Regions from separate parts of the Homo sapiens genome. Here region 1 is linked to region 2. The links are chromatin loops, found by intact Hi-C in ENCODE. Cell type or tissue: Calu3. All regions are shown on one strand. Each heading gives the region's core, and the rest is flanking DNA. Links, peaks and the distances in the headings are about the cores only.

Evidence for each region. Hi-C counts contacts between places; a loop is a spot of excess contacts. Peaks named below come from ENCODE experiments on the same cell type or tissue, not always from the same donor. Only the 100,000 strongest peaks of a DNase experiment are listed, where the experiment ranks them.
Region 1: it touches region 2 in a loop (6-fold over the local background); 3 of 110 quality-filtered maps call a loop at or near these places.

Annotation. Positions count from the first base shown.
Region 1 is chr2:150,207,953-150,223,582 of GRCh38, reverse strand. It overlaps LINC01818 (long intergenic non-protein coding RNA 1818), which reads right to left. Exons shown (of 4, transcript NR_187172.1): 2 at 9,171-9,249. Among named protein-coding and RNA genes, the nearest start is that of LINC01817, 41 kb to the left of the region's middle. In Calu3, for the core only: no CTCF peak of the experiment used is centred there; DNase peaks (open chromatin) are centred at 5,242 and 8,732.
Region 2 is chr2:150,469,235-150,484,864 of GRCh38, reverse strand. It overlaps RND3 (Rho family GTPase 3), which reads left to right. Exons shown (of 6, transcript NM_005168.5): 4 at 9,881-9,990; 5 at 13,104-13,238; 6 at 14,627-15,630. The coding sequence ends at 14,878. Among named protein-coding and RNA genes, the nearest start is that of RND3, 11 kb to the left of the region's middle. RefSeq lists a silencer at 6,356-6,650. In Calu3, for the core only: no CTCF peak of the experiment used is centred there; DNase peaks (open chromatin) are centred at 4,497, 5,621 and 7,341.

The sequences.
Region 1 (15,630 bases), core at 4,259-12,258, 260 kb after region 2:
TCAGCTGTAGCCTTTGTATTGTGCTTGGGTGAGGCAGGGGCTTGTGGGGCGACAAGTTATTCCTCTTCAAACTTAGAGAAAAGCCCTTCAGTCATTTCCGAAAACTTTCTCACCAAAAACGTTTATAGCTTCTATTAAAGCGTTTATTTACATACAATAATCTGTCTTTTTTGCCTGATAATTTCAGATGCTCTTTTTATTTTTAACAATCCCAACAGGGTTAAATATATTAGGAATCTTTTGTCCTCAATTCAACGTGATTTGGGTTCAAGGAATATTACGTGGGACGTGCGGCCAAATGAAAGATAAAATTGATTCCTGCTTCCCTGTAGGATAGGCTCAGTTTTTCCACTGGAGAATCTTTCAGCAGGTCATACATATCCCTCCCCAGTCCCCACCCATCTCTAGAGACTAGCAAGGCATAGCAGCTATTTCACACATTTTTATCTTTGAAAGCTTGAAATCAGAGCTTAGGGTGTAACGCAAATAAAGACCTAAGCACATATTAAGGAAAGAAATTTGACACTTTAAGAATTTCATCTCCTCCAAGCCAGCTCACTGACAGATTACATACAGAGAGGAACAGGTTAATACTTACATAACTGATTGAAAATTGGTGCTAATTGGCTTGGGGTTTAAATGAGCAAGCTCCATCAGGCAGCTGGGCTAGTTGACAGTTCCTTATATGAAAGTATTACGTGGAAATATAATTTATCTCTATGTAATGATGTTTATTCTCTGAAAATTAGGTTAAAATTGAAGAAATCATTTCCCGCATCCTCAATTAAAACAAATAGCTCACATTTAGCTCAACTTTAGCATTCATGGGCCTTGGGGATACATTTTCCCCATTTTACAAGTAAGCCACTGCCTACATTTTCCTGGGCCGAATGGCCTGGAGGATCAGAGTATTTTAGAAAAGGTTAAAAGAAATTGTACCACATCCAGGAAGGCTAATTTTCATGCATCAAGGTTCTTTGAGCTGAATTTGTGTAATGAGTGCACTGGAAATTGAAAGACGAGATTAAAGTGCTGTTTGTCATGTACAGAGATTTCAGAAATGCTTATCAGCCTTTCGCAGCTGAACATAGCCCAGATTAAAAACCGATCTGACAGAAAGGGAGGCTGACTGCAAATGTGGGGCTTTACATCCACACTAATTACAAAGTGCATATTAAACATGAGGCCGACGATGAGAGCAGCTGCAAAGGTCTTTATCTATATTAAGAGACTGTCCACCTACATAATAAGAATAATTACCAATGAGAGAATTCTTAAAAAGAAATTGCATTTAATGACACATCATACAATTTCTCCTAATTTCAAAAGTCTATTCCACCATCCCCCAATAAGGTGTGAGTTTGTCTTCTCTGTGGAGCCAGGTGACATGTCAGATTTTGAAGAAAAGATCTATTCACATGTATTGTATTAATGTAAGCCCCTTTGGTTTTAAAAGTGCAAGTGTGGAAACCTTATGGAGTTCCCAATCCTTGTCTCTAATGAAATGACAGGAAGCAACTGAAACTTCTTCAAAGGCCACTTTAATTGGAAGGTTGTCAATACCACCAGACCTGGACTCCATCGCCTTTTTCCCCCTTCCTAATAAATGCTAACATTAGAGATTGCATGCCACCGAACTGAAGGGGTACAAGAAATTCTCCTCTTGGAGTTTTTTTTTCCCCTTTGTAAAAAGGAAATGGCCTCTCCTGATCCTTGAGAAGTAAATGCAATGCTACCAATGAAGACATCTAGCATACACTGAGCATTCCACAAGTAGTAGTTTTTCTTTTCCATTCATCTTTCCTTTCTTTCTACCATCTCTTTCTTCCTTCCTTTTCTTCTTCATGTTTTTCAGTTGGTGTAAACCTAAATTTTAAAACTTCTTTTTAGCCTAAGTGTCACTTTTCATTATTTTATTTTCAAAATAAAATCAGTAAACACTTTTGGTTTACTTCTTATTGTTGTTCCTGAAAACCTAGGCACATAATAAATGACTAAAATCTAATAAATGATAATGGTAAGATATTAAAAAGAGCACCTAATAAATTCAGCCTTTCGGGAAAAAGCAACGTGAGAAATCAAGGGCCATACAAATGGCAGCAATATGCTATTGCAGGAAATATTATTTTATCTGTATTACTAATAACATACTCCAATCAAATTCTTCAAGATTTCCGACAGAAATTCCAAACATCTAACAGACATTTAATCTCTGTTACAAGGCTCTAAAAATATTAGGAAATATACATACAGAAAAGTACATAAAAGCACTTGTATCATTTACCAATAGTTCTAAGACAAACACCCAAACCCATCCAGGATAAGAAATGGAATGTGGTGACACCTAAGAGGCCCCGTCTCTCCTGTGTGTGTACTTCCACAGGCTCTTTCCTCTGTCAAGAGCAACTTTCTCATGACTTTTATAACAATTTCTTTGCTTTTATAAGGCTCTTCTGTATAGCTAAATATACCTTTCATCTTGCAATATATACAATTTTTTTCCTATGTTTCCTCTGCAGTTAGTGTGAAAAAAAGTGAGTTTTCAGACTTATTTTCTCCAAGCTTCTTAACTTCAGTTGCTGTCTTAGTCAGTGTCAGTTACTATAACAAAAATGTATACTGGATGATATAAACAACAACGATTGTTTGACACAGTTTGGGGAAGATGGCAAGTCCAAGGCCAAGGTATTGACAGACCTGGCATCTGGCAAAGGTCCTTTTTTTGGTTTGCAGATGGCCATCTTCTCACTGTATTCTCAGATGTTAGAGAGCAGAGAGGGATTTCCATGTCACCTCCTCTTTATAAGGGCATTAATCACAGCACAAGGGTCCCAGCCTCATTGCCTAATCTAACCCTAATTATCTCCCAAAGGCCCCATCTCCAAGTACCATCACATTAGGAGTTAGGATTTCACCATATGAATTTGGAGAGAGGAGGCATAAATATTCAGTGCGTAACAGTCCCTTTAGTTTTTTTCTCTTACTCAGTTTGGGAATCTCAGTGGTTCAAAATCACCAGCATAGACTATCACTATTAAATAGTCTTTTGTTTTTCTTCCCATTTGTTTTATTATATCCTCCCCCAGATGCCAAGAACCTTAGGGACATCGATGGTAGTAGGGATCATTTCCAGACTGAACCTTGCTATATTCATGGATGGCTTTAATTACAGATTAAAATAGTTTAAATAACAACCCAGAAAATGGGCGAGTAAAAACATTAAAGGATATTTCCCACCTACTGATATCTGAGATTCCTATCTCCCATTTTCTTTCTGTGCCGTAATAACTGGTAATCACCAGAGGTACAAGAAGAGACAAGATAACAAGGTGGGTGTTTTATGAGAAAACTTATCACAGGAGTGCTGCTGGGAATCCCTGAAATCTCCAGTCCTTAGAAGAATCTTTACTTCAAAGACAGCTTTATACCATCAAAGTAGAAGAGATAGAGACAGGAGGCAGCCAAGGGTCCCCCTCCCTTGCAAAACCCCCTACTTCAAGCCTAAAACAGCCTGAAGGCTGAAAAACTGGACTGCCCCTTCCAGATGAAGCCTGCCCTTTCCCGACTGATTCTTTCTGAATAGTGCCCACCTGCACACTGGGAGGACGGGGTGGGGCCTCAGGAAGTTCACACCATTTGCAGAGGGGAGGAGCCTGGTCTCTCCTGTTCTTGGGTGGTGACCTGGGGTTCAATCTGTGAGATGGGGGCCTGCTAACTGGAACCCCTCTTGCTTTGCTGAGTTTTTTTCCTTTTCGCTCAATTAATTCCATTCCCCCTCACCCTTCAAAGTGTGTGCAAGCCTAATCTTTCCTGGTTGTGTGACAAGAACACAGTTTTTTCTACAGCAAAAGTGTTTGCAGAAAAATTCACAGTATTATTTATTAAAGAGACACTGTACTTTCTTCCCCAAAGTTAAAGTAATAAAGGCAAGGATAAGCAACAGTATTCTTTTTCCTGAAGTTAAGAAGAGATTGCTGATTTGAGCCAGTGGAGATGGCCCTGCTGCCCGCCACCTCCCCCATCTGCTCCCACTGCTGGGGGCTGTGCACTCTAGACAGTGGATACTAGAGCATCATTTCCTGAAGCCTGGAGGGAAGGCAGAATGGTTGACAAGAGGCCAAACAGGCACCTGCAGAAGATGTGGTGATGCAGGAGTCCAAAGAGGAGTCTTCACCCAAGCACCTGCCCCAGGAGGCCAACCAAGGCCCCCTGCCCTGGTGGAAGTGAATGTTGTCCCACATCCAGGTCCTCTAATGCTCTCCCAGTCATCCCCTAGTACCAGGTTGGGCCCCCTACCCAACTCTAACCCAACACCTCTAGTGATTAAAGCTGCCGGCTCCACCTCCCATGGGGCAGGCTCCTACAGAAGCCAGACATAATCACTGGGACTCAGGCACACTGAGGCCAGGCCCTGATCCTGCCTGCTTCCCCTTCCTGCCAACTTATTATTTAATAGAAATATTGTTCAATAATAAACAAAAATGTTGCGAAGTCCTTTTCAGGAAGTGACCAGATTCAGGTCACTCAGGTCAAGCCTAGTGGCCTGAGTGACCTGAGGTCTAGTCACTACTACATGGCGTTATGACCTTGGGTAAGTTTTCTCATCTATAAAATGGGCAGTTTTGGCTAGATAATCTCTAAGATACCTTTAAATCAAAAAATTATAGCCTATTAGTAGATAGTGGATATTCAGGATCCTAAAATAGAGATCTTGTTTTTCATGAGTTTGATATTGGATTTTTATAGTGAAGGATAGAAAAAATTAATAAAAAGCAATCAAGATTATTTTTTAGAAGAATGGAAACTTTAGGAATAATCAAATCACACTGATCAAACAAAAAACAGCAAGCAAACATATAACACATTCAAACTTATCCCCACTTATATTTTTATTGTATATGGATTATTTAGGAGTTCCCAAATATTTCAGCATTGTAAGTTGATACGGGGTGGAAATAAACATTTTCTTCAGCATCTACTATGTAGGAGGAATTGTGTGCTAAGGTATTTGTCTTCATAGTAAGACTGTAAAGGTAACGGCATTCCCTTTTGGAGATGTGGAAGCTGAAGCTCAGCTAGTTAAAATAAATTATCTAGTGATCTATGGCAGAAGTTCTCAAAGTGCCTCATTCCCCACCCTAATATCACTGGCATCACCTAGACATTTGATAGAATTGTAAGTTCTCAGGCTCCACCCAGACCTACTCAATCACAGACTCTGAGGGTGGGGCCAGAGATGACTTTTTAACCAGACCTCCAGCTAACCTTGGAAACCACCAGTCAAGGGAGTTAAGAAACTAGGAATCAATCTGATATCCTAACTTGAACTCTCCACTACCCACAATTATTACAGAATTCCAATTTGCCCAACTCATTTCTGATTGCTTTTCTTCATACTGCTTTCAAAGGTTATTTTGCAGGTGGGGAATATTGCAATCCCTTTTTTTTTTTTTTTTTCAGATTCATTGGAGGTAGATGAGAGACTTGAAACAGAATCATTTCAAGTTTGGGAGTCAAAAGGAAAAGTGACAATTTTCAAGCAGACACATGACAATAATGTATACAATATTAACATATTATGTCTGTGTGTGAGGAATGAACTGGATGATCTGTGAGTTCTCCCTCATCCTAGGAGTTTACGGATTTGATTTTACCAGTGGCTTATAACTCCTTTATATCTACAAATTTGTATCAGCATGTTTCTTCCAAGATGTAGATTTGGGAATATCATACATTTTTTTTTTACACACAAATCTTCATAGAGCTTTATTTGTAATAGCCAAAACCTGAGAACAATCCAAATGCCCTTCAATGGGTATACAGTTAAACAAACTGTGGTACATCCACACCATGGAATACTACTCAGTAATAAAAAAGAATGAACTAGTGACACACACAACAACTTGGATAGACCTCATGGGAATTATGCTGAGTGAAAAAGCCAACTGGAAAAGTTACATATTATATAACACGTTTATATATCATTCTTGAAACAATAAAAATTATGAAGATGGAAAGCAGGTTAGTGGCTGCCAGGGATTAGAGACTGGGGATGGGGGTAGGGAGGGAGCTACGTGGCTGTCAATAGCATGATGTAGTCTTGTGAACAAACTATCTGTATCTTGACTGTGGTAGTCACATGAATCTACATATGTAATAAAATTACATAGAACTAATTACACACATACATATATAATTGCATGCTTTCAAAACTGGTGAAATCTTAAGTTGATGGATTGTCTCAGTGTCAACTTCTTGATTGTAATGTTATGCTACAGCTAAGCAAGATGTCACTATTGAGGTAAACTGAGTAAAGGGTACACAGAATCTCTGTATTATATCTTACAGTTATATCTTAACTGTTTCTAAATCAATGATTATCTGAAAATTTAAAAAAATGACAAGGAAGTTCAGAAAAAAAGAGTATATTACATCCACTTGAGGAAGTCAAGAAAGGCTTTGGTGAGGAGGCAACATTTGAACTACACTATAGATCTTGATATAATCCAGTCACTCTATGGTTAATAAGGTTTATCATTTTTTTAAATTGAAGTGAAAAGTTAGAATAAACCCTCACAGTGACAGACCACCTTGACAAATATGTTTTGGAATGATCCCAATGAAATTTTTTTTGTAGAATCAGAATTGTTTAAAAAACTAGCACAGAGAATATGTTACAATTTTAAAATCTCACAGATGCAATTAAAGTGAGAGAAGGTTTTACTTATTTTACTTACTTCCCCACCTCCAATCCCACCGCAATGCTTAGCCGTAGGTGATTAACAATATTTACTGGACAAATAAAGTTAGATCCTGGAATTATTTGGCAATTTTCCTTTAGCTTTAAATTTTATGTGTGTTGATGTAAAATTAACCTACATGAGGTTGAAACCATAAGACAGTTTATAATAGCTTTGCCATAGAATTACATTTGTAAACAAGGAAGATTTGACCTCAACGTTATAGTACTTGCCACTTGCCAAGGTCTTAATAAGATGTACTTTTCCTTTCTATTCTGCTTTCAGAATACAAATTCACATGTTTCTTATCCTTTCTCTGTCTTTTTCCTATACGGGAAATTGAGGAGAATACTGATCAAATTCTTCAGTCCTGTGGATAACAGACTAGACAGAAATGTGGTGATGAGGTCCTCAGTTAGTCCTACACATTCATAATAGAGTTTCATCCTCATTGCCCTGAGGTGATGTCAAATTCTCACTGGCTTTACAAGAACTAAAGTTCAGGTAGGTGTAGGCTGTAAGTGTTGACTGTGTTCACACTTTTAGGGATGATGAAATTTGCCATTTTTCTTCCAGAAATGTTTTTCTGAGGCAAAACAGTTTTATCTAGAATTTGGAGCTGTCTGAAATCATTTTTTATTTACTGAAATATGTTACTTGACTCGGAAGTTTCTCTTAGACTAGTACATACTCTAACTCAGCCTTGTTATTGAGTTCATTAACTGCTGTCTTTCTTTCTGTGAAGCTGTCAGTTCTGGAGAATAGGACATTTGGGTTAAGCATGGCGTGGGGGGCTCGTTACATGAGCAATTACTTTACACAAAATGTATAATTTAGTGTTTTTTTTAATTTAGAGGGAGTTTGCAAACTTATAAGGCTGCAAACTATCACAATCTTTATTTCCTGTGTGCAACACAATATGTAATTGTGGTGTTTTTTGTTTTTTTTTTTTTTTTTTGAGATGGAGTCTCACTCTCTCGCCCAGGCTGGAGTGCAGTGGCACGATCTCGGCTCACTGCAAGCTCCGCCTCCCAGGTTCACGCCATTCTCCTGCCTCAGCCTCCCGAGTAGCTGGGACTACAGGAGCCCGCCACCACGCTCAGCTAATTATTTTGTATTTTTAGTAAAGACAGGTTTCACCATGTTAGCCAGGAAGGTCTCTATCTCCTGGCCTCGTGATCCACCTGTCTCGGCCTCCCAAAGTGCTGGGATTACAGGCGTGAGCCACCGCGCCCGGCCAATATTTTTATTATTCAATATCTCTTGGGATTTTTTGTATTATACATACGTGAAATTTATTTAGAGGATTCAATAAGATATTCATTATAGAAAATCACAAAAGAACTATTATTTAATCAGCCAATGTGGTTAAAGATTATAATGCAAACTGCACCTAAACATTTAGCATTGGCTGATTGGCATACTGGACAAACAAACATTGGTTCAAATCCCAGTTAGTTCGAACACTTACCAACTGTTAAGTTATTTAGCCTTTGAGCACCACTTTTCACTCCCATGAAATGGAGATGTAAATAAAGCCTATGCATGCATAGCATTTGTGAGACAATTAAATTAGACAGTCCATGTAATATACTAGCCCAGTGCTTCACACATGGTTAGGATTCAATAGATGGTAGTCATTATTCTTACTAGTTTATATATAGTGTGACATAAGGAAGCACTAGAATACTAAAATATTCAAACCTAAATATATGACTAAAAGGCAGCCCAGTGAACTCCCAGTGTAAATTAAAAATAATCCCAGAATATTAGAATGGTGCTTGAGCTAGCAAGGAAGTCTCTACTGCTCATCTTAGGGTTGTGTGGTTCCTGTCTACCAAGAACTTACCTGAAACTAAGAGAAATCCGGGGAATGAGGAAGGACTGTTGTTGTTTCTTTATAGTTTAAGGAAAGTAACACTTCTAAAAAGAACACAGAAACAGAGGGCTCCCAGCTGTGAGGAATTCCCTCCCTGGTTTAAAAGGTCATTGACTGTTTGCAAAAGGAGTTGTTAGATACTGTTTGCACAGTGCAAATCAAAAGGAATTGGGAGCAAGTCCATAGGTTAATGAGACATTAGCCAGCCTTATGATGTGAAATAGGAAATGCACTTTCCCCTTCCATCCTCAATTTCCCACCAACTTTTATGTAAATAAGTGACTTAGTCAGACAAGGAGTCTCAAAAGCAGGCAACTGGGCAGAGAAAATCTTATCTTGGATTTTCCAAGGGGCATCCATTGCACTATTAAAATTAATACTATTTCTTGGTGAGGCCAATTTAATGCATCATTGCTTCTAATTGTGTGCATAACAGACACCTCTTTGAACATTTAGACTGGGATGTAAATAAATGTTAGCATTCACACATTCACACATCTAATTAATTTTCACCAGAAAATTCATTACAATAACATGCCATACAGACTTACCTTCATTAACTGTTATGGAGCCCTTCATAAAGCAATGTTTCCTGAAATATTATATATTGGGCAGTGGCAGTACAGCAGGCTGAAAAAGAAATAACAAAAAGCTGTCTTAAAAGAAAAATTCTAGAAACTTTACATGGATTTGTAATTTAAGCTTTACTTGCTTTGTTTATAGGAAAAGATATAGCACATTAGAGTTTGTAGGCAAACTTCTAGAAAACCTGCAGTTTTAGATTCATCTAAATCTCACAAACATGGTATAATTTTTAGCCTTGCTCTGAATGTTTACTACATCTCCAAAATTCCAAGAACTCTGTTGAAATTTTATCTTTAAATTTGTTTTTCTTTTAACTTTGTGCAATGTTTCTTTAAACCACATCTTAGTGGTTATGCCTTAGAAGACTACGAGCTAAAATAAAACCCCGAAATGGTTTAGCATCCTAAGAATACATGCAATTTCAGATTTCAAGTCTAAGCCATGATGTTGAGCATGGCCATCTCCTCTGGGTAGAAGACTGTCCTTGACAAAGGTTCAATTAAGATATGGATGTAAAATATATACCATGCAATGAAAATGGAGAGACTGAATGTCATGGCCTAGCTGAGAGAAAGGGGGATGTCTTAAATTCAGGCTTCTCCTGAATGTTATAGAAGTTATTCTTTAAAAAAATTAATTTCACATTAAATTTGGAGCCATTTTCACTGAATGTAATCTAAGTTGTGGGTCTTAAATTAGTTGTTTTTCTTAATGAATCATAGTCATTCTTTTCTGTAAAAATTCAAATTTCCTGCTCTACACAGAGTTTAGAAAAATCTCTGGATATTCCTTAAGCATCATTTTAAGTCCTTCATCAAGCATTTATTTATAAAAATAGCACCGTACAATTATTTTGTGCTTTTTACATTAAAACATTTTCATATGCATTATTATGTTTTATTAAGTTCAATAGAGGGTCAAGCATTGAGCAGGAAAGAAAGAAAAGAACTAACTGCTTTTCCTATCAGCATTTATGGGCAGAGAAACTCTTACTTGGATTTTCCAAGGGAGCTTCTGTTGCACTACTCAAATTAATACTATTTCTCGGTGAGGCCAATTTAATGCCTCACCAAGGTATGGAGAAACAAAACATACCTTCTACTAGATAATACTAGACCATATATAATCAAGGCAGACAGTGTGTGATAATCCTGTTTTCTTTGTAGAAATAGAAAACATTCTTCTTTGCTTACTAGAAGCATATGAGGTCCCATATTCAGCACCATTCCAGCACAATATTGAGCAAATTATAGTTCTCACGTTTGAAGCAGCAGCTGCCTTTAGCTGGCTGATTACTGGACAGAAGGATTAAGTATCATATTGCACATGCCTGTCTTATAATAGGCTCTTAAATGTTTGTGTTCATGTATTCATTCCACAAATCTTAGTGACAGAGCAAGTTTTTCCTGAGAAAGTGAGATTTGAGTCCAGATGTGAAGATGTGGACTATGTGAATAGGATGATCAAGCAAGTGTGGTGTGAGGAAGTTTTTCTAACAGAGGGAAGGGCGTGTGCAGAAACCCACAGTGGGAGGGAGCATGATTCTGCCCTGACCCAGAAGGAAAGTCAGCGGCTGGATGCAAAACTTTCTGGGCAGAGGGGCCCCAGGCTAGGCTCCACCAGTAAGGCAGTCACGTGGGGTTTTGGTGCCATTAGAAAACTAGATCTTCATGCAGTGAGTGAGCAGAAGCTACTGAAAGGTCTTAAGCAAAGGAAAGACATATTTAAAAGATCTTTGCTGTGAATCTTAATCTTTTCTAGGTCCTTGTCTTAGTCTGTTCAGGCCACTAAACTACAATACCACAGACTGGGTGGCTTATAAACAAGAGAAATTTATTTCTCACATTCCACCCACTGGAAGTCCCAGATTCCAGAGTGTCAGGCATGGCTGGGTTCTAGTGAGGTCCAGTTTCCTGGTTCATCTTCTTGTTGTGTCCTCGCATGGAGGAAGGGGCAAAAATTTCCCTTGGGCTTCTTTTACAAGGGGACTAATCCATGCGTAAGAGCTCCACCTTCATGATTTAATTTCCTTCCCAAAGCCTGCTCTCCTAATATCGTAACATTGGGGGAGGAGATTTCAACATATGAATCTGGGGGTACACAAATATTCAGACCATAGCAGCCACTAAAAGAGAAGCACAAAATTATAAAAACATTTTAAAATAGCTTTCACTGGTCCAGCACAGTGGCTCACATCTATAATTCCAGCACTTTGAGAGGCAGAGGTGGGAGGACTCTTTGAGGTCATGAGTCTGAGACTAGCCTGGGCAACGAGAGAGACACCTGCTCTACAAAAAATAAGAAAAAATATTAGCCGGATGTGGTGGGTACTTGCCTGTAGTCCCAGCTACTTGGGAGGCTGAGACAGGAGGATTGTTTACACTCAGGAGTTTGAGACCACAGTGAGCTATAATTGTGCCACTGCACTCCAGCATGGACAACAGAAAAGACTTCGACTCTTAAAAAGAAAAAAAAAAAAGCTCTTATTGATTTTTTTCTTTTTAAAATATTTATTAAATGAAATAGATACAGTTCTCAGAATAGTACCTGGCCATAGTGGTTCAACTGCCAACTCAAATTGTCTTGGAAAATGTAGCAAGTTTCCAGTGACAGAGATCTCCAATCTTACTGCTTAAGTTAAACAAATGTCCATTATTTAAACTGGGCTAAAGAGATGGTTTAAATTACTGTATTTGGTGTCAAAAAACAGACTGTTTTCAACATGTGGAGAGTCAATACATCATGATCTTTTTATATCCCATTAGTTTTCCAATGTTTTCAGTACTATATTTTCCCTTGAATAGAAGAGCTCCATTTACACAATAACAGATATTTCACAATTGCAGAAATGTGAATTGCAACTTTCTTAAAACTTGGCTATAATAAAGTTTACATTTCACATGTACACTATTAAAGATAATTTTGAAGACTGTTAGACTAACAGTAGCAATAACTTTCAAAAGATGTTTGAGGACTTTTTTGTGTAACTTGACAAGGGCATATCTTAAAGAGGAAAGAATGTCTTCAAGGCTAACCAGGCATCTGAATGATAAAGTAAATGAAAAACTGTGACTCATGAAAAGAAATGTTTCTAAAATCTAAAGTAAGGTTTGTCCAACTCTCATAGTAATCTTAGCCAATCAAAGGTTGCCAATTCTTTGTTAGATGCAACATCTTAGACAGTGGTTCTCACCAGCATTTTTGCAAGCATTAGAAACAAATTCCAAGGCTCTACCTCAGACCTCTTTAATCAGCAAACTCTGGGGTACAGCCTGAGAATTAACAAAAGTGTATGTTAAAAAGCCCTCCAGGTTCTCAAGTTTAAGAACCATTAGCCTAGCAGAAAATATATCCTTCAGAAACCATATCATCAGCTGCTCAAGTCCTACTTTACTGAAATAGCTTTTAGTATTACAAAAGATAAAGAGGGAAACATTATAGCCCAGAACCATTTCCCTCCTCTTGCCTAATAGAACCCTTCTCTGAATGGCCAGTATGCTTCAGGGAAATCTGGTGGGTCCCTGCTGCAGAGATGGACCCTGATTAGGCTAAACCAATGATGGCAATCCCAGCCCCTTACTTGGGAATGGTTCAGAGATATTGTAGGTCTGAACCAATCTGAGCTATTGAAATCCATACAAGATGGTTTACTGTTTGGGCAAGGAATTTCATGATTCTTAAGAGCCAAAGGAAGCTATTTGTCTCTTCCACTGCAAGAAAACATAGATGCTACCCGCAGACATCCATGAGCTTAGGAGAAGCAGCCAGAAGATGAAATGGGCACACCATGGGTTGTACAGAGTTGAATGTCTGAAAGGACCCTCTTGATGACATTATGCCCACTGGATTAGCTCCCCGTGAACAGCCTTATGTCAGGCTTTCCTGTAATATATCTCAATGCCCTTCCTCACTGTTGAAGACAGCTACAGATGCAGCTTGCAACCAAAAGCGTCTTAACATATTAGATCTTCCCTAATAAACAACGAGCCACCCAGAGACATGGGTCATGGATTTAATTTTCTTTATATCCTGAGAGTCCAGATCAACACCTGGCAGATAGTGACTGCCTAACAGACTTTTGTTGAAAGAATAAAAAACGGAATACATTTACATTTTGTAAGGATATTCTACTTACCAGAGCATCCAAAGAGGTAGAAATGTAATAGGATTACTTTAGAAATAGTTTTCTTCAGAATGCATTTATTTTGTGCTAGTTTTCAAACAGATTGGCATTGAAAACTGTAATGAGGAGGCCTTTCATCTGGGATAGAAAAAAATAGGTCTACCTATGTTTTACTTTTAATAGGTTAAAACTTGAACATAAGATGAAAATAACCACTGCTTTTAATCGTTAAGAATGTGTTCCTAATAAACCTACAACTTAAGAAACACGAACAACTCCCTGCTTTGCCATCAATTCCATTACTCACTTTCAGTTTTTCCTTTCTTTTCTTGGCAGATGCTCTTAATTGCTCACAAGTATGGATAAGAAGTGATTATAAATTTCAGATGTAATAACATCAGAGAAAAGGAGAAACAGACTGAACTGCTCTATCACTTAAGGGTTTTTTGTGGCTTCATTTTTCCTTTCTACCCTTTCTTATGTTAGTAAAAATCTCCAAATTTGAGTGATCTCTACCTAGCTACTCTTGTGTGCTATGGGGCCCTTCCCAGGGCAGATAGAGAATAAAAGACTTGAGCCCTCCCTAGAGTGGCCCCGATAAGGTCACGCAGGGGTAGGGCTGAGACTGAAACCCACCTCCTCATCTCTGGAAAACCAGACCCCCAGGTCCTTCAAACAGCGAGGTGGCATCGATTACTCCAGTGAGCGTGTAAACAGCACTTGGCATATCGCAGTCATGACTTTTAGGCTCAAAATTTTGTCTACGTACCAAATACGCCCAAAATGGTGAGTTTTCCCCTTTTGATAAGATGTGACTCTAATGCTTCCTGAATTGAAATTTCAGCTTAATTTCCACTACAAATGGCAAACCTTGTTATTCTAATACTTTCGCTCCTCCTTAGCCACATGTGATTTCAATACCACTTAGCAGTGAAATTATTCCTTAAATGTGTAGGTATAATAAGAAGTTGCTTTTTTGGGTTTAATTACATTAATCAGTAAATAAAGCACACTTTCACTACTTGAGAGCAGTGGAGTGTAATGGTTTTGGGGAACGATTCCCATCTTGAGCTCTCTTCCCTATTTACACCTGTCCATTATCCCTTTTTGTTAGGAGCTCCTTTAGAGTGTTTACCTCACGTCCCTTTACAGCATTTTAAACTCAAGCATATTAAGATGTGAATGTATGAAAGTTTACATGGCCATTTTGCGTGTGCATGGGTGAGGTCCATTTGCATTTTAAAGGGGTGAAGCCCTTTCTGCAGAACTTCTAGCATTTGCAATCTGACAAAGGAGCTAACGGAGACAGGGGTGGCTGTACTCTCTTGAGTCTGCTGAACAGTCTTGGGCACATTTTCACCCAGCCACGAGGCTGCCCTTTGGGATGACATACCTCACTAAAAATAAAATGAAAACACTCAATGGCAATGAAGACAGGATCAAGATTTACATATTTGGGACATGATGAAATAGGAAGGCAATTTAAATTTCGCCAGTGTTATTACACTTATTGTTAGACACCTAAAAGCAAAGCTGAGTTCTACCAGTTGCAAATACAGCTGCCCTCCAAGCAAGTGAGAACTCTTCCTTTCTCATGGATTGTTCTGGGAGTTAGTCAAGACTGGCTGATAAACCTTCATGTGTTCTCTATAAAGAGTTGTTTACTATGAATGATTGTGTGAAGAGCTGCCACCCCAGGCTAATCAGGGGGGGCTTCTTACCTTCACCACACCCCACTATTCTATAAGACACCAGGGTCATACATGCACTGCAACTGTCTTGCTCTGTGTGTCACACCTGAACCACTGAAAATGTAAGAATCTAAGTGCTCCCAGTAAACCCAATGACTTTGACTACACACCAGCAGTACAGTGGGCCTGTTAGCCATAAGCCAATTAAGGCAATTAGTGCTATTTAATGTGAAATGTTCTCCAATACCCACACTGGCAGGAATATTAAAAAATACAAGCACCAAGAATTCTGATTTATTTTCCTGTTGCTCGGGCCAGCTGCTGAGTGCCAAGCAGCACTGTATGTGCTCCTGGCATAACTTGATTAATAATCTTGGCAAACAAAGAATCCTTCAACAAATAGCAGTAGCCTTTTGATTATATCGTGCCAGAGATAATAATTGCTTCAAATTGACTGTAGTGGAGTCTATTTGCTCATGCATAATGAAAAAAAAAGATCATATAACAGCTTGATTACAAAAATGAACGACATGCTGGAAACCTACCAAGAATTCTCCCAAATTGGATATTTTAATTGTTTTACCTCACTTTCTGATCCAGCCCAAATTCATT
Region 2 (15,630 bases), core at 2,480-10,479:
ACGGGGTGGAGCAGTGTGTCTGAACCAGTCGTTGATACAAAGCTGTGTTTAGATCTTAGCTCCTGGTTACCATGGATTTCTGTGTGCAAATCCCCTATCTCCCTGGGTCTCATTTTCATCATCTGTAAAAAGAGGACACTGAGCTAGATGATGTGCAGGATCTCTCCCAGCTGTACACTTCTTGGCTTTATTACGCTGGACAGGCAGGTCTTTTTGTTTCCCAGGATGTTGGTTGGCTTCAGCTCTTAGTCTTAGGGGATCTGGCATCCCGTGCTGGGGTTTTCACAGCCTGCAAAGCAAGCCAGGTTCTGGGCAGAGCCAGGCTTCCTGGTGGATTTAGGAATGAAACCCATCTGGACAGGGAGGGGGAATGGGTGGGCTTATAGGAATGCTGGGCTATACATTTCCTATCTCAAGCTTCAAGAGTGACAGGACCACCAATGGATATTTCGGAATAGATGCCTAAAGGGCTAAATTGATTCTTTTAGGGGAGAAAAGGCACATTGTTTGATAAAGGCTAGAACATAAACCAAAATGTGGGCAGTTTGTAGTTGGAGGCTGTCCTTCGTATGTGCAGGTAAATACCACTTCAGGTATCTTCATGCATTTAATCAAAACTCTGCAGTTCGTAGACTCTGCACACATAGCACAATGCCTTGCATACAGCAGTTATCCAATAAAATCTGATGAATGAGTAAATGAGTAATGATATGCATAGTTGCCAAGGAGATGAGGTTCCCTGACATTTATTCACACTGAATTACCTGTGCACAAAGAATGGCAACTTTATAAACATTGCCTTTCATCGAATTAAAGATAATCATCTGAAATGAATTTGTAGTGAAATAATCACTTGTCTTTTTATTTAATGAAACCAAAACTTATGTATGTTTAACTAAAATATAAAGGTTTGAAAATGTGATGAAGAAAATTTTGTACTGCAAAATTATCCGGTAATGAAATCTTAGTTAGAATTTAGATTTAAACAAATGGAAAAAAGAGGCATAAGGGAATTATTTAGAATTCCATTATGTTGTTCATGAGGTGAAATGTTAGTTAGTTAAACACAGTCACCAAGCACTGCTTACTTAAATTCTAAGAATAGCCTGTTTCCATCAAAAGTGATTTGTTGTTTATATCTAGCAGGAACCATTGAATCAGCAACTAATTATTTCAAGGATCTTTAACATTTTTCCATTTAATTCCAAGCTTTTCATGGCAAATTTCTGGACAGGACTATTTTTTGGTAAATGTTTGACATTTTCTTTGCCCACTAAAACATTTATTTAGTTCAGATTGTAAAAATAATTGCATATGCCTTATGCCTCTTGATACATTTATTTTTTCCAAAGGCCATCAATATAACTCTGGAGAAAAGATCCCAGCCAAGTCTGTAAAGTTCTAAATGTCAGATAAATTGCACTTTTTATTTCCCTCCTAGAACTTTGTGAAAGAGACTTATATAGGAAAAATTGGGTGTGCCTGACTGCTCTTATATAGGGAGAGATACGGGATGAACATTGTCCTTTGAATGATATTTCCTGTCCTGTTTACCCTCCTAGCAGAAGGGCAACCATTTAGAAGACAGAAACAGTTCCTCTCTTATCTGGCCTCTTTAGTTGGACAGCTTCTCATAAGGGGTCTACTTTTGCCCCCAGCAGTCATGATCATGCATAGGCAAACTCTGCCAATTTGGATGTGAGAAAGACTACCAAGTGAAAGTAGGATATGTGAAGTCTCTTTGCACCAAGAAAAAAAAATAATTTCCTGCTTTTTAAGGCACAGTAACTTAATATTTCCTTCCTTTCTCCCTTTCTCCATCCATCTCTTCCTTTTTTCCCGCATCCACTATAAACAGGCCCTCTGTCAAGACCTTAGAGATACAGTGTTAATTAAGCATGGTCCTGCTCCTAAGAAGCAGACAGTTCAGGTGGGGTAATGGAGAAAAAGAAGCTCTTCTGGTTTAGCGTGTATTTCATTAACAACTCATGATGCACCTAATTTTGTCAGGTCCTTGAACCCCAGTGCCCTTTTCCACTTGGTTGCAATGTTTTTCCTTTGTCAGACATCCTAGGGCTTATAGATCCTCTGGATCCTCTTCAGATAGGAAACAGCTACCCCCGCACCGCCCCCCCCACCCCCGCCCATTGCACACACCAGTTAAAGCAACTACAAAAGGCATTTTGCCAGTCAATTCTTAGGGCTACAGTACTCCAGCCCCCCCAACAAAAGTAAACAAAACCTTTGTAAAAATGCTGTAGGAATCATCTAAAAGAGGGAATTTTTAAGGCCCATAACTTCTTCATTTTCCTAAAAAATATTTTTCATTATAAAATGAACATTCTTAATAGTTGCAGAAATGCTCCCATTGATTTTCAAATTTCACCCAATGAGTTTCTGCCAAACAATGGGTAATAGTTTCAATTGTGAAGTAATAAGTAAGACCAAAGTAATTCTAATATCTTGTGCTTCAAAATTGGCCACATTTGCCAAGCATAGAAGTAATTTGTAGCATGAAGCCAAATGCCTACTAATAATAGAAATGTAGTCATTTAAGGATCACTGTATCTTTTCCTAAGAGATTTGATTGCAGTGTAATTTCAGCACATGTGATTTAGGGAGTAATAATCATTCATTCCAGCTTTTTAACCAAGGCAAGTTAATGCACATTTTATTTAAGGCTTATTATTACTTTTAACATATTCAATTCAGCTGCTAAATTCCCCACAATAACTATGCTATTGCCTCATGAACACTCTTTCGAATCTTGTCATGATCCAAGTTTCTTTTAAGCCCTGAGTGCTAAAGTTAGTACTTCCTATTTTAGTTTTTAGCATTACTAACACTTAAGGTGGTATCCTTTATTTCTTAGAGAAAAAGAGAGGAAAAATATCTTAGTTACCTAATGGCCTTAATATGAGGACAAACTTCTCTATAAACAGAAGTCTATCTAAGCTGTTATATTTAGATTATTGTACATCAAGTATGAAGAATGGTCTTGGTGACAAGCTCTCTAATGAAATATTTCTTAACAGGGATGGAAATGGTTCAGCAGTATTGGAGATTAGTATATAATTAATCCAGAAAAGCAGCTTAAAAGGGGATCACTGCTCTCTCTCTCCCCCTCCCCTTTTTTTTTGGTGATTTAGCATATAAATGAACACATCTAGACAAGACATAAAAATGATTATAAAACCAGTAAACATGGTTTAGTGCTTTCTGTGTGCATACAATCTGCTAGATGCTATGGGAGGAGTACAGAGCTGGGTGAGAGCAGCTTCTGCCCTTAGGTACTCACAGTTTCACCATGTGATAAGACAGACATGGTGAAAACATGAGTGACAATAAAATTTAAAATATTCAGGCTTTCCCAAACTAACAAAAGAAATCAAATGAGAAGCCCGGATTAAGTGTCAGGTGTTTAGGTGAGAGGAGATGCCAGTAGACTGAGATTTGAACAGGGTAAAGACATCCTTCTTCCCTGACAACCTTCTTTGAATACCCACAGGACAAACAGAGGACATAGAAAGACTTCCTCCTGTCTAGTGCTGTAATACCTGTTTATAGGATGGTGAGCCCGGAGGTTCTAAACCTGGATTTTTCAAGGAGCAACAAGATCCAAAGAGTTCTTGAAGGCCACAAGGGCAGCCCAGGCTCCCTAACTCATGACTTAATGGTCATTGAGGCCCACCACAATTCCCTTCCTTTCTAGAAGTTGACTAAGTTCTAAGAAGTTTTTAACGTTTCTTCCACGTGGAAACTCGCTTACATTTAGTGGCTCTCAGATAAAACAAGATTCTGGAAGCTGAGAATTATAACTTAAATTAACGTTCTTGGAGAAAGGAAGAGGTTAAGAATTTATGAAGGAGCCAGAGAAGCATGGATGCTTGGGATTTGAATATCAACTGTGAAATTGCAGGAAACCAAGCATTTCATCAGGTAGTAATGATCCATTGGAGCTTAGGGTTTCAAAACTAGGTTTAATTCTTAACGAGTTTTCACACTGAAACTCTTATGTAAAAGACCTGGGTTAAGGTAAAACAGATAGTTTGTATGGTGGTTTCCAATAAGCAGTACATAAAACTGCATTTGGAGATTTGTCCACCATGCAGTAATTTCCATTTAAACCAAGGAACCTCCTAAAAAGGGGAGGGGGCAGTATGAATGCTCTTTCTAAGTCTACATCTGTCTGTAGATTTTTTTTTTTTAGCCGCATTTAGTGCTGTTTTTTTTCCAATCTGGTTTCTTGCTAAGTTGCACATTTCAATGAAGCATCCAAATTGGTCATTCTGATAACACCCGAAATAACCAGATGTTTCCTCATTAATCCAGTTCTTTTGCATGTAAATATGACACCAAGAACCAATACTTTCTCCAGTTAGCTCATGGTGCCTGGCGGGCTCTGCCAAATGAATTAGTCGTGGCTCAGTCATTTTCTGATGTCCTTTAAATGACTTCTCAGTTGCTACATATTGGTCACTTTCTCAGAGTCTCCCTTGGCAAAGCAAACATTTTATTGACACGGAATGTAGTTGACGCAGAAGTTTGACCAGGTGTTGTGCACATTGGTTTTGAAAAATGAGCCTGATGACATAGTTTGTGGAAAGATGAATTCACTCATGGGATTCTACTCCAAGAAATCTGATTCTTAGATATCATATGAAACAAAAACTTGAATCCATTATCCCTATTTACTTTTAGGCATATTCATATACATATACTCTTTTCCCTAAAGCTCTTGACTTAACCATGGTTCCACTGTCAGTAAAATATTTTGATTCTTACATATTTTTAAGTACCTCAATAAGATTAGGAGTTTAAAGCTAAACTTTATTTAAAGGCCAAACATATCTACCTGTCTGACTTTCTAATTTTGTATCTACATTGCCCCCAGAAATAGAAAATCTTTATTCCATTTTAATAGCAACACATAAATGCCCACAAAATTTTATAAGATCTGTTCATAGTTCCTATTACCTGAATCCATGGAAGAAACAAACATATTCTTCCTGGGAGTGTTTGTTGCATATTTGCAGGCATGGTATTTGTTGTGCAGACTACTTGAAACAAGAACTAAACAGTCTTACACTGAGTCAGATACAAAAGTTCTGCCCAGACTTGATTCACATTCTTGAGATTGCTGCTAATTTAAACCTTTTCCTCTGATTAGAGATGGCATGAGGAAATGCAATCTTGTAATAATTGGGCAGATCATGCCCTCTCACATGTTAGCTGCTGCTGCGTTCAGATGTGCTCATGGTGGTCACTAAATATACCAAAAGTTAATCTACTTTTCTCTGCCAAAAATATGCAATAGCTTTAGCTTACTCTTCTTGGTAAAAATTTCTTAAGGGGGAAAGGGAAGCTTTTCAGATGAAGGTTCAAGTTAAATAAATTATATTTATGAAATATTCAACAAGAAGAGTTTTCAGTTCTCCAACTCCTCTAAAGCCTCACAGTGTTTAAACTGGTACTTTGCAAAAGGTTCCATAAAGCCTTCCTTTTGGGCATGAATCTTCTTACATATACATTTAATTATGTACATATATGGTGTGTTCTATATTTGCGAAAGGGTGACTTCAGCAGGCAGGTATGTGTCTGAAGAATTAGTTTCTGGGTGAGGCACGTTGTGACTATTCTTTGGCTGGAAATTTTGCTCTCACCCAGAATTAATGATCTTGAATACAAAGATGGGTAGATCTGAAATTTCAAAAGCTCTCTAGAACTTTGCTGATGTTTGCCAAACTTGAGCAACTCAGAGAACCCCAAGTGTACACTTGTTCCAATCTACCCCCAGCAAAGCCTTTCAACTATATTTTCTGGGTGAGCGGGGTACACATTTTGCATATATAGTGTAGTTGTTTCTTTACAATATAGAGTTTCCCTAAGTTTTTCCTTCAGAGGTGTGGCAGGTTACTTAAAAAGGACCTTGGAATAGGGTTGCGAGCTTAAAAGTTTCATATAGTACCAGAGAAATGCTGCATCTGAGAATTTCCATATGCATGAAGCCTATTCCACATGCTGAAAAAGAGTTTCATTTGACAAGCCAAACGCAGTCCCTAAATGTTATTGGACTTTAGTGCATTCTTAGGTACTAGAGCACATACTCTGTGTATATCAATACCTACCATGTACTGCAGTTAAAGTTGAATACTTTCATACTTAGTAAAAATTGTTGAGCCCTCCTGCTTGTGCTGTGTTTAGTTCTACAGTTAGCACCTTGGGAGTTTTTCATGTGCATCTTTTAAAAACACCTATAGAAGTTAATTTTTTTTTTTTTTTTTTGCCGTTTGGCTTCACAGGGTGTTGTAAGACTTTTCTGGAGGGATATAGGAGTTAGGGGCAGGTATTGTTCCTGCTTTACCCACTTACTTTCAGCTCCTTCCTTTGGTGTCATTTCTGCCCCTCTTTATTGCTTCTCACTTCACAGAGTCATTTCTGGAATTCCTCTTCCTTTTTTTTTGGCATGCGTTGTCTCACGCATACCTGTGATTCCACCGTGCCCTCTCCAGCTTTGCTTGCCTTACTTCCTTTGTGCAGTCTCTTGGGCTTTATGGGGAAGAAAAGGAAGGATTCCAAGTGCTTAAACACAGAGTAAACACTGTAAAGTTACACAGGAGGTGTTTTTGTGTGTGAGTGTTTTTGTTTTTTGTTTTGCTTTGTTTTTTTTTTTATCCTGAAAGTCCTGCTGAGCTGATGACTTACATCTTTCCTGGTGGGACAGTTCTTGATAATTCTATATCAATATTTTTCACTGTGAATAAATAGAGACAATAGATATTTCTATCTAAGACAAGATAAACTTAACCTATCAAAAATATAGTGAATAAATGGTCTTGTTATTTTAAATAAATTACTCTTGTCATTGGCAGTCAAATTATGCTTATAACTAAGAAATATGGGAATCAGTTTTACTATTACCTTTGGACACTCGTGTTGATCTAAAAGCAGCACTGTTCATTAGCAAAAGTAATAGAATGGGATCAAAGTGTCATCCCTAATTAGATCATGTTAAACCTCTTAAAAATTACCTGTCTACCTCCACAAGCACGGTGGTTTATTTCTCATAAACCTTTGCACTACATATGTATTTTCACTTATACTGTTAACCGGATAAAAACAAAAGCAGATACAAACTTCCCTGAAAATCTGGTTTAACTGGAGAACTCCGTTTCATTTTAAAATCAGGCCAGAGTCTAAATTTTGCAGATATTTAGATATATGCACTAAGCACAGAAGCCAGCCCACTTGATTTTAGTAGGTAGCAGTCTCCAGCAGGTGACTCAGGGCTGAGCACAAAGCCAGATCTCCTTTGTGGCCATAAAATGGGTGGGGGACGGGAAACATAGTCCACAAAGGGGGGAGGGGTATTCCCAGCAGTCATGTGGTGGCCTGAATGTTGAAACCATTCCTCAGGATTTTCCTGGCAGTCTCAATTTTAATTAAACTCTTTTATCCTCTTTGTATTTCTTCAATCGCTTTTCCTAATTTTTTTATTTGGAAAAGATGGTCTCCATTGTCATAGAGCAGTATTACATCTGGAATTAGCAGTGAGTACTCTAACATCATACAAATCGTATCCTGAAAGGAGCTGGTAGGCACCTGGAACAGTTCTCTAAAGATACCAGGTCTGCTTGTACTGGAAGCTCTCCACAGGGAGAGAGTGGTTTTTCCTAATGTGAGTGATTTCTGGGAAAGGAGATCTCTGAAGCCTCGTTAGGTTTCTGACAATCCTAACTGTTGGCAGCTTTGCCTTCCTGGGTCTGGGATCAGGTTGTCTCTCGCGGACTTTGAGGAGTAGAGGAAACTCTCATTTATATGTCCAGTATTTGGAGCTCCACTCTATGATCTAGAATTTTCTGACTGCCTGTTTGGAAAGAGTCATTCAAATGTTTACAGCAGGTGCCGTGCTAGAGTTAGACTTTGGACACAGAAACAGGAAAGGTTCTAGTTGAGAAAGTGTGAACTTCTTAGAACTAATATGGAAATACTAATGTAGCCATAAATAGTGTTCAACCATCTCGTTTCTGATGCCTTTCGAATGTTCAAATGGGTGAACTATTTGTGAATTATTCTCTTCACCTCAGAGTACTTTCAGCGACTGAAAAGGCAGCCACAGCTTGTCATTTTCAGAGACGGCCTCATTCTAATATACCTTCATACTTAAAATGACTTGACTTTTTAAACTCTAAACGCTTTAAGCTTCTGGGAAATATCTTTCAGCTGTCAGCCTCTGCTCTACCAGGGTCCTGGTTCCAGATGTGGGTAGGCAGCTGCTGCAGCTCATGAACAGCTCTGACTTAATTCTCTATTTATTCACACTTTTCTTCCTGATTCTTGTAACATTCTTTTCTTCCTTGCTTAGCAGACACACGTGGCTTGAAGTTGTCACTCTCCATCGTAAAGGAGCTAGAGAAAAAGCTGCACTGTTGCCTGGGGTTCCATAGCAGATGCCAGGGACCCAGAGTGTACTGTGTGAATAGAGGGCGATGCCCCCTGACTATAGTGCCTTTTAGATCACAAGAACAGCCTCCAAGCAAATGTTGTTTTGATAGAAATATAAACAGTGACATTTTTTCTAAAGCTGCTTTTTAAGTCTCTCTTCCTGACTTTGCCTATTGAGGTTTTGATTTATCAAGGGACAACATGTCCTGTTTTTCTGCTCAAAATGGAAAGTGATGTCAAAATGAAATAGACTTTTAAAAAGAGTTTGGTGGTTTAGATTTTCTTTTTCTACTCTGGAGTCAGATACATACGTGTGTATATATTTGCCTAGTAAAATCATTTTCATGTGATGCTTGTGAAATGTCAGCATACGGAAAATGATTTCTTAAACAAGCGGCATTTGGCAGGCTGTATTTAGTTTTCTAGTCAATCATTTCATAACTATAGGCCTCATGTAATTGCCCATCCTTTGGAATTCTTAAAGAAATAGAAGAAACTTCCTTGATTGACTAGAGAGTTCTGTGGTTAAATTAATTGGCTGGTGCCTTGAACCTTTAGGGTACCCTGGACTTAATTCAGGTTAAGATCCTTAGATCATGCCTCAGTGTCACTCTCAGAGATGGGACTCTGTAAAAAAGCGACATGATCCTATACGACATTTATTACATTCTTGATTGTAACAGGAAGAAAATCTATATAGGGTTTGGCGATAAGTTAAAATAAGCAAGCTCAAAGGTCAATGGCCTATGTAAACTTACATCTTGGAGATGGGTAACACTGATGTGGTTTCTCTTTGCATAGTTGAACCCTTCCTCTTCCTCTCTCCCTCATTCACCCCTATCCTGCTGTCAGAATTGATCTTGAGTTTTGGTCTCTTTCCCAAGAAGTAGTTCAGTTTATGGTTCTTGCTACCACTCAGCTTTTAACAGCAGTAATACAACCATAATGCCCATAGTTAATACGTATTGATCCCTTACTAAAAGCCAGGCCCTGCCTGGGTTTACTTAATCTCAGGTATGTATGTTGTCAGCATCTTCATTTTATGAGTGAAGAATCAGAGGCACAGGGTCCTAAAGCTACCTTGCCCCCTCCCTTTTTAGTGGTGGAGGCAGGTTTACACACAAGACCACCTGGCCCCAGGTGCTTCCCTACTTCACCCAGGTAACTTCAGGCCCTAGTCTTTGAACCATACAGATTTCACTTAAGATCCTGGCCCTCTTCTTGAATTTATGTCAGACACATGTGAGGCTTCATTCATCATATATTTCTAAGCAGGCTTTTGTGTGTCTGTTTGAATTCTTTTCCAAGAATTAGGGGAAGTGGGAGTTGGGTCGTGATGTGACAGTCAAAGGACTTAGCCGGAAAGGGTAGAGTTAATGCATGACAGACAAGGGGACTCTCATCTGAAAATTTGTGTGTCTTTGTTTCTTCTCAGGTTCTCCTTACTATGACAATGTCCGCCCCCTCTCTTACCCTGATTCGGATGCTGTGCTGATTTGCTTTGACATCAGTAGACCAGAGACCCTGGACAGTGTCCTCAAAAAGGCAAGTGCTGGGAAATGATGACACACTTCAGTACTGGGTGATGTATAAATAGAAACGTGGGGTTTGTTGGGAAGCTCAAAGACTCTAATCAATTCCCTGCCTTACAATTTGTAATTAAACACTAGAAAGAACCCTTTCACACCAAAATGGGGTTTCCACTTTTTGATGATGAACTTGCTTGAAATTTTATTTCATGAAGCTCTGAAACAAAATACCTTTTAAGGGCCTTCATGTTTGTCCTTTGGGAGAAAAATGGTACAGCTAACAACAGTTATATTTGATTACTATCATATTCATGTGTTCCTTCCTTCTTTCAGTGACTCAACAGATTGCATCTTAGTTTACAGATTTACATTTGACCTCAAGTCAGATAGTGAAAGGAATGCAATAATGGCTATTTTAACAAAGAAGCTGTGTTTTAGTTATGGTGTTATTAGAAACAGAAATGGAACTAGTGTAGGAGGAATAGGGATGTGTCCAATGTGAATTGTCTGATGATCAGGTATCTGTCTAGTAATTATGACCAGGTATCTTTCTAGTAATATGGAAGCAGTGCTTGTAAACATGTTATATATTATAATGTACACATAGTTTATGGAGGCAAAGGTAAGTCAGGTTCCGTAGGAACCTAACTAAGGAAGCTATGGTTGGAAGGAACCAGGGGGAGATCAAGAGGAAGAGGACCTATTACAGGATGGGTCACAGGAACTAGGGAGGCCAGTGGGAGGAAGGGGCGTTTCTTGACCTTCAGCAGTTGAGACTCAGCCTCCAGGTAGTTGTAGAAGGCACATGCCGTGTTAGTCCATGGATCAGCATTTATTAGCCACTAGCTATTTTCTCAGCCCTGGCCTGTGTGCTGTGGGGTTTCAGAATCAGATCCTTGTTGGAGCACTCCCTCTCCTCCACACACTGGCTTCAACACCGGATGTGGCTGAGAGCAAGGCAGTGTCAACTGAGGGGTGACCCATGCAGCCCAGTCTGAGTATGGTATGGATTGAGAAAGACAAACATGCAGGTGTGGCTAGGTTGGTTTTGTTTTTTTCATTTTAATTTTTAGTGGAATTTATTTGTATTTTGTGTGTTTTTATTAGTTTACATTCCCCTATTATATTTGATTGCTTGGCTTGTGTGTCATTGTGAAATCAGGATTTGAAGTATAATAATCCTTCTGTCTCTACTAAATATTACAAACAGAGTTCAATAAAACTCTTAGTAGATCTCTTTCTTAATAGATCAAAGACTCTTTTTTCCTTTTTAGCTCCTTTCAATTTTGAGTAATACATATCTAACACAAATAATGCTAATGCTTGTCAAATCCAGGCAGGAATACACCTTTCCTGTCTTTAATGCTTGTAAACAATTGCTAGACATGCAGAGGGAGGCCAAAGTCATTACACAGCTGAAGAGCAACATAACAACATGTCTAGTTCTGTCTGGAGATAAAAGGGGTTGCTTATTTACTAGAGATTTTACTTGATGTAGTATCAGGCTATGCATAATTTATGATGAAAAGCCTTTCTCCTGTTTTATTTTGCTTTTGTCTTCTAAGACCAAATGAATAGTGACTTTGGGCTTATAGATATTAATGAGTATGTTTTACATTCCTGTGAGGTTTAAGGCTCATGATAACCCCTGCGGTTTGTCTTGATTAATGGAACCCTTTAAGTCCTTCACTATCAAAGAGGAGGTTAGAATGACTTGAAGTAGGGAGGATTTCTTTTTTTTTTTTTTCCAGTTCACCTTCCACTTCTAATGCCAGTGCCACCTAGCATGTGGTAGGTGTTCCTACATAATTCTGAAAGGAGTGAGGGAGAGAGGGAGAGAGGAAGGGAGGGAGGAAAGAAGGAAAGAAGGAAGGAAGGAAGGGAGGGAGGGAGGGAGGAAGGGAGGAATAAGTGGACAAAATGGGCTCTTATGGAAAGTATATTACTCCTTTGAATCCTCTGGTGTAGTTTGCACTAGAGTTCGTTACCCAAAGTACACCCCTAGATTTGGAGATGTCTCCTCTAGTGATCTTTTAAGTTATTCTTGCAGGATGTCCCTCTTATCTAGTGTTATACTTAATACATGACTTCATCACCCCCAGTATTCTGTGAATTTCCTTCCAGAAGACACAGCTATGTCTTAGTCATCATTGTCACTGCCACAGTACTTAGTAGAACACTTACATATTTGTGAATGTGGGTGGGAAGAGTCAGGCGCCACTTCCCCATCTCAGCCTCTCTAGGCCCTGCCCTCAAAGGCCAAAGATCTCCTGTGACCGCCCTGAACTCTTGACTCCCATGCTGTTGCAGAGCTCAAGCTTGAGGAAATGAAGCCACAAAAAGCTGCTTGCTTGTTCTTAAAGAGGACAGTTGGAATTCCAAGCCAGGCATTGCTGAAGGTTCTAATAATTCTTGTTAGATCATGAAACAACTAGACAAATTGGAATAGATTGAAATAGTTTTAAACTAACTTGAAGGCATATGAGCTACAGGACCAGCTGCCTTCCCGATGACCCAAGAGATGTTCCTTTGCAAATGTCATGGTCTGTGTTGATGCAACCATGTGAACAGAAACTCCTTCAAGGCAGGATGTTCTGTTTTATTAACTATCTCAGGTACTTAAAATAGAGCCTCAGCTCGTGGTGGCATGCTTCAGTGTTTCATGATGGGATCAGGGAATGCATACTTGTGCTAGTGTTGCCTCTGCCTTATCCCCAGCCTTCTAGTGAAGGAGGATCAGATCCACACATCGAAGGATGTGGTCACTTGTTAGGATATATAATTATTCTTAAGACACATTTATCTTTAAGAGACACACCAATAATTAAGACATTATTGAAGCTACCTTTGGACAACATCTACCAAGTCTCTTTCAGTAGCAACAGATGAGTCACAGAGAGGGAGAATCAATCATAATATACATAATTATTCTCTAATGCTTAAAAAGTAGTAAAACTTCACATCTGTTCAGGAGATAAATGCAAAGTTTGCTTCTTCATCTCAAGGGACACTCCATTTTTAACATCTTTTCTGAGTTTCATTCTAATGTCAGCCAGTGGAGAAATGGTTTTCATGATATGGATACCGTTACTTTGTTCATTTTTAATCTTTTTTTTTTTTCTTTCATAGTGGAAAGGTGAAATCCAGGAATTTTGTCCAAATACCAAAATGCTCTTGGTCGGCTGCAAGTCTGATCTGCGGACAGATGTTAGTACATTAGTAGAGCTCTCCAATCACAGGCAGACGCCAGTGTCCTATGACCAGGTATGTATGTTGCCCATGTGCAAAACTGGATTTTAGAAAGAGTGAAAGAAATGGACTATCACTCATAATAAATAAAATAAAAAGTAGCTGCTTTTCTAAAGGCTCACCCAGTGGTCAGTTGTGAAATTTAAAATGCTGTCATTTATTAGTGTAATTACATGATATTCGGGTACATAAACAGTTGATATGCTAACCTTGTATATTTCTGCACCTCCCAGTAGGTTTAAAGTTAAATAGGTTTAAGAGAGAATGTGGTCAAAATCAGTAATACTCTTTAAGAGGGGTAATCTGATTTTACAGTCGGCAGTACAATAATAAGGCTGTTGCCAGTAAAGTGGAACACTCCATAACACCATCTTTCAGAGAGTCTTCATTTCTGTAAGCATTTCCCCCAAGTATTTAGAAATGAGAATCAGTTTCAAAAGCTCATTCTCATAAAACCTACAACCAGATTCTAAAGAGAGTTCATGTTGAAATACCAAAATTTTATTAAGAATCATCATTTTAAATACCGCAGTCTTCTTAGTCTTCCATTTCTCATTAGCAAAAAATTTGGTATTTTAAATAAGTAGTTTTGGTTAATGTGCACATGCTTATTGTTGTGTACGTTGGTGGTATGGTTCACACTTAGAAATTACATATGTTGTGTTTCATAAAGTAACAGATGTTACAATAGTATTATTCCTTTCCTCAACGCATTTCGGCCCTAAGTAAGACACAATCACATACATTTCAAAATCGATTTTAAATTTCATTCATTGCCCCTGTTTTTGGTACAACCTAGTCACTAGTCTTGAATGCCATTTACCCTCAAGAAAAGAGAAATGAAGTGCACCATGAGGCGCTGGAACAGGTTCTCAAGGCCACATCGCCACGGCCAGAGCTGTGTGGAAAATGCAGAGTTTATGTTCATGACCTTCAGCTAACTTACTTCACTAGTAAGCTTCTCTGCGCCATTCCATGCTTGCTGTGACCCTGGAAAACCTGAATAACCAGTTAACTCTTGCTTGCAGTTGATAGTGAAGATGAATCACTTCGTTAGCTCCACTCTACACTTCTTTGAATCACCTCATGTTAAGTGTTTGATAACCAGGGTCTTCCTTTGTTAAGATCAGCCTTTAGCATTTATTCAGAGCTCTAACACCTCTAATGAGCCATGAGAGTTGGGCATCTTAGGGATGGGCTCTGGACTGCAAATAGTTATGAAGTAATAAATAAGGCAGTTTACATTTTAACAACTTTTTTTTTTTGCAATGACACTTGGAAAATTCAGTTAACATATCAGCAAACGTTTTGCAATGTGTTATTATTTTGTGGTATTAGAAGATGCTAGCTAACTTTCCCCCAAAGTCTTATTGCTGGTTAAAATCCCTTCTTTTGCTTCTCAGGGGGCAAATATGGCCAAACAGATTGGAGCAGCTACTTATATCGAATGCTCAGCTTTACAGTCGGAAAATAGCGTCAGAGACATTTTTCACGTTGCCACCTTGGCATGTGTAAATAAGACAAATAAAAACGTTAAGCGGAACAAATCACAGAGAGCCACAAAGCGGATTTCACACATGCCTAGCAGACCAGAACTCTCGGCAGTTGCTACGGACTTACGAAAGGACAAAGCGAAGAGCTGCACTGTGATGTGAATCTTTCATTATCTTTAATGAAGACAAAGGAATCTAGTGTAAAAAACAACAGCAAACAAAAAGGTGAAGTCTAAATGAAGTGCACAGCCAAAGTCATGTATACCAGAGGCTTAGGAGGCGTTTGAGAGGATACTCATCTTTTTGGAATCCTGACCTTAGGTTCGGCATGTAGACCAAGTGATGAGAAGTGAATACATGGAAGAGTTTTTAAGTGTGACTTGAAAAATATGCCAAAAAATGAGAGATACAAATGAGCTAGAGGAAGATGAGGGGGGATGCGAGTACCTCCAAGAAGAAAAATCACACTCTGAATGGTGCTTGCATTTTTGGGTTTTTTTTTTTTGTTATAATCTATTCATGGATCTCCACTTTGATTTAATTTTTAAATGTTTTAATCTCCTTTACAAAAAGTATACGTTAATATACCGTCCTCAAGGGGGAACTGGCACTGTGACCTTAGCATTTAGTTTTCTAGAGGATGTGATCTAATTTCTTTCTAGCTCATCATTAAAAAGGAAATTGTATCAGGACCCATGGGATATATCCAGAGGCAAACTTTATGAGGCTTTGAAATCTTGCCTTCCTGAAGATAGCTGAGTAGGATGGTTCTAAGGAAAGCCTTTGCAATCTTGCAAGATTTGTAGACCAGCACTACAAAGATCGCATAGATCAAATAGGAAAAAAAATGTCGATTTTTATTCAGTCTGATGGTTCTGTTCTTCATTGTGATTGTCATTAAAAAGTGGTAAATT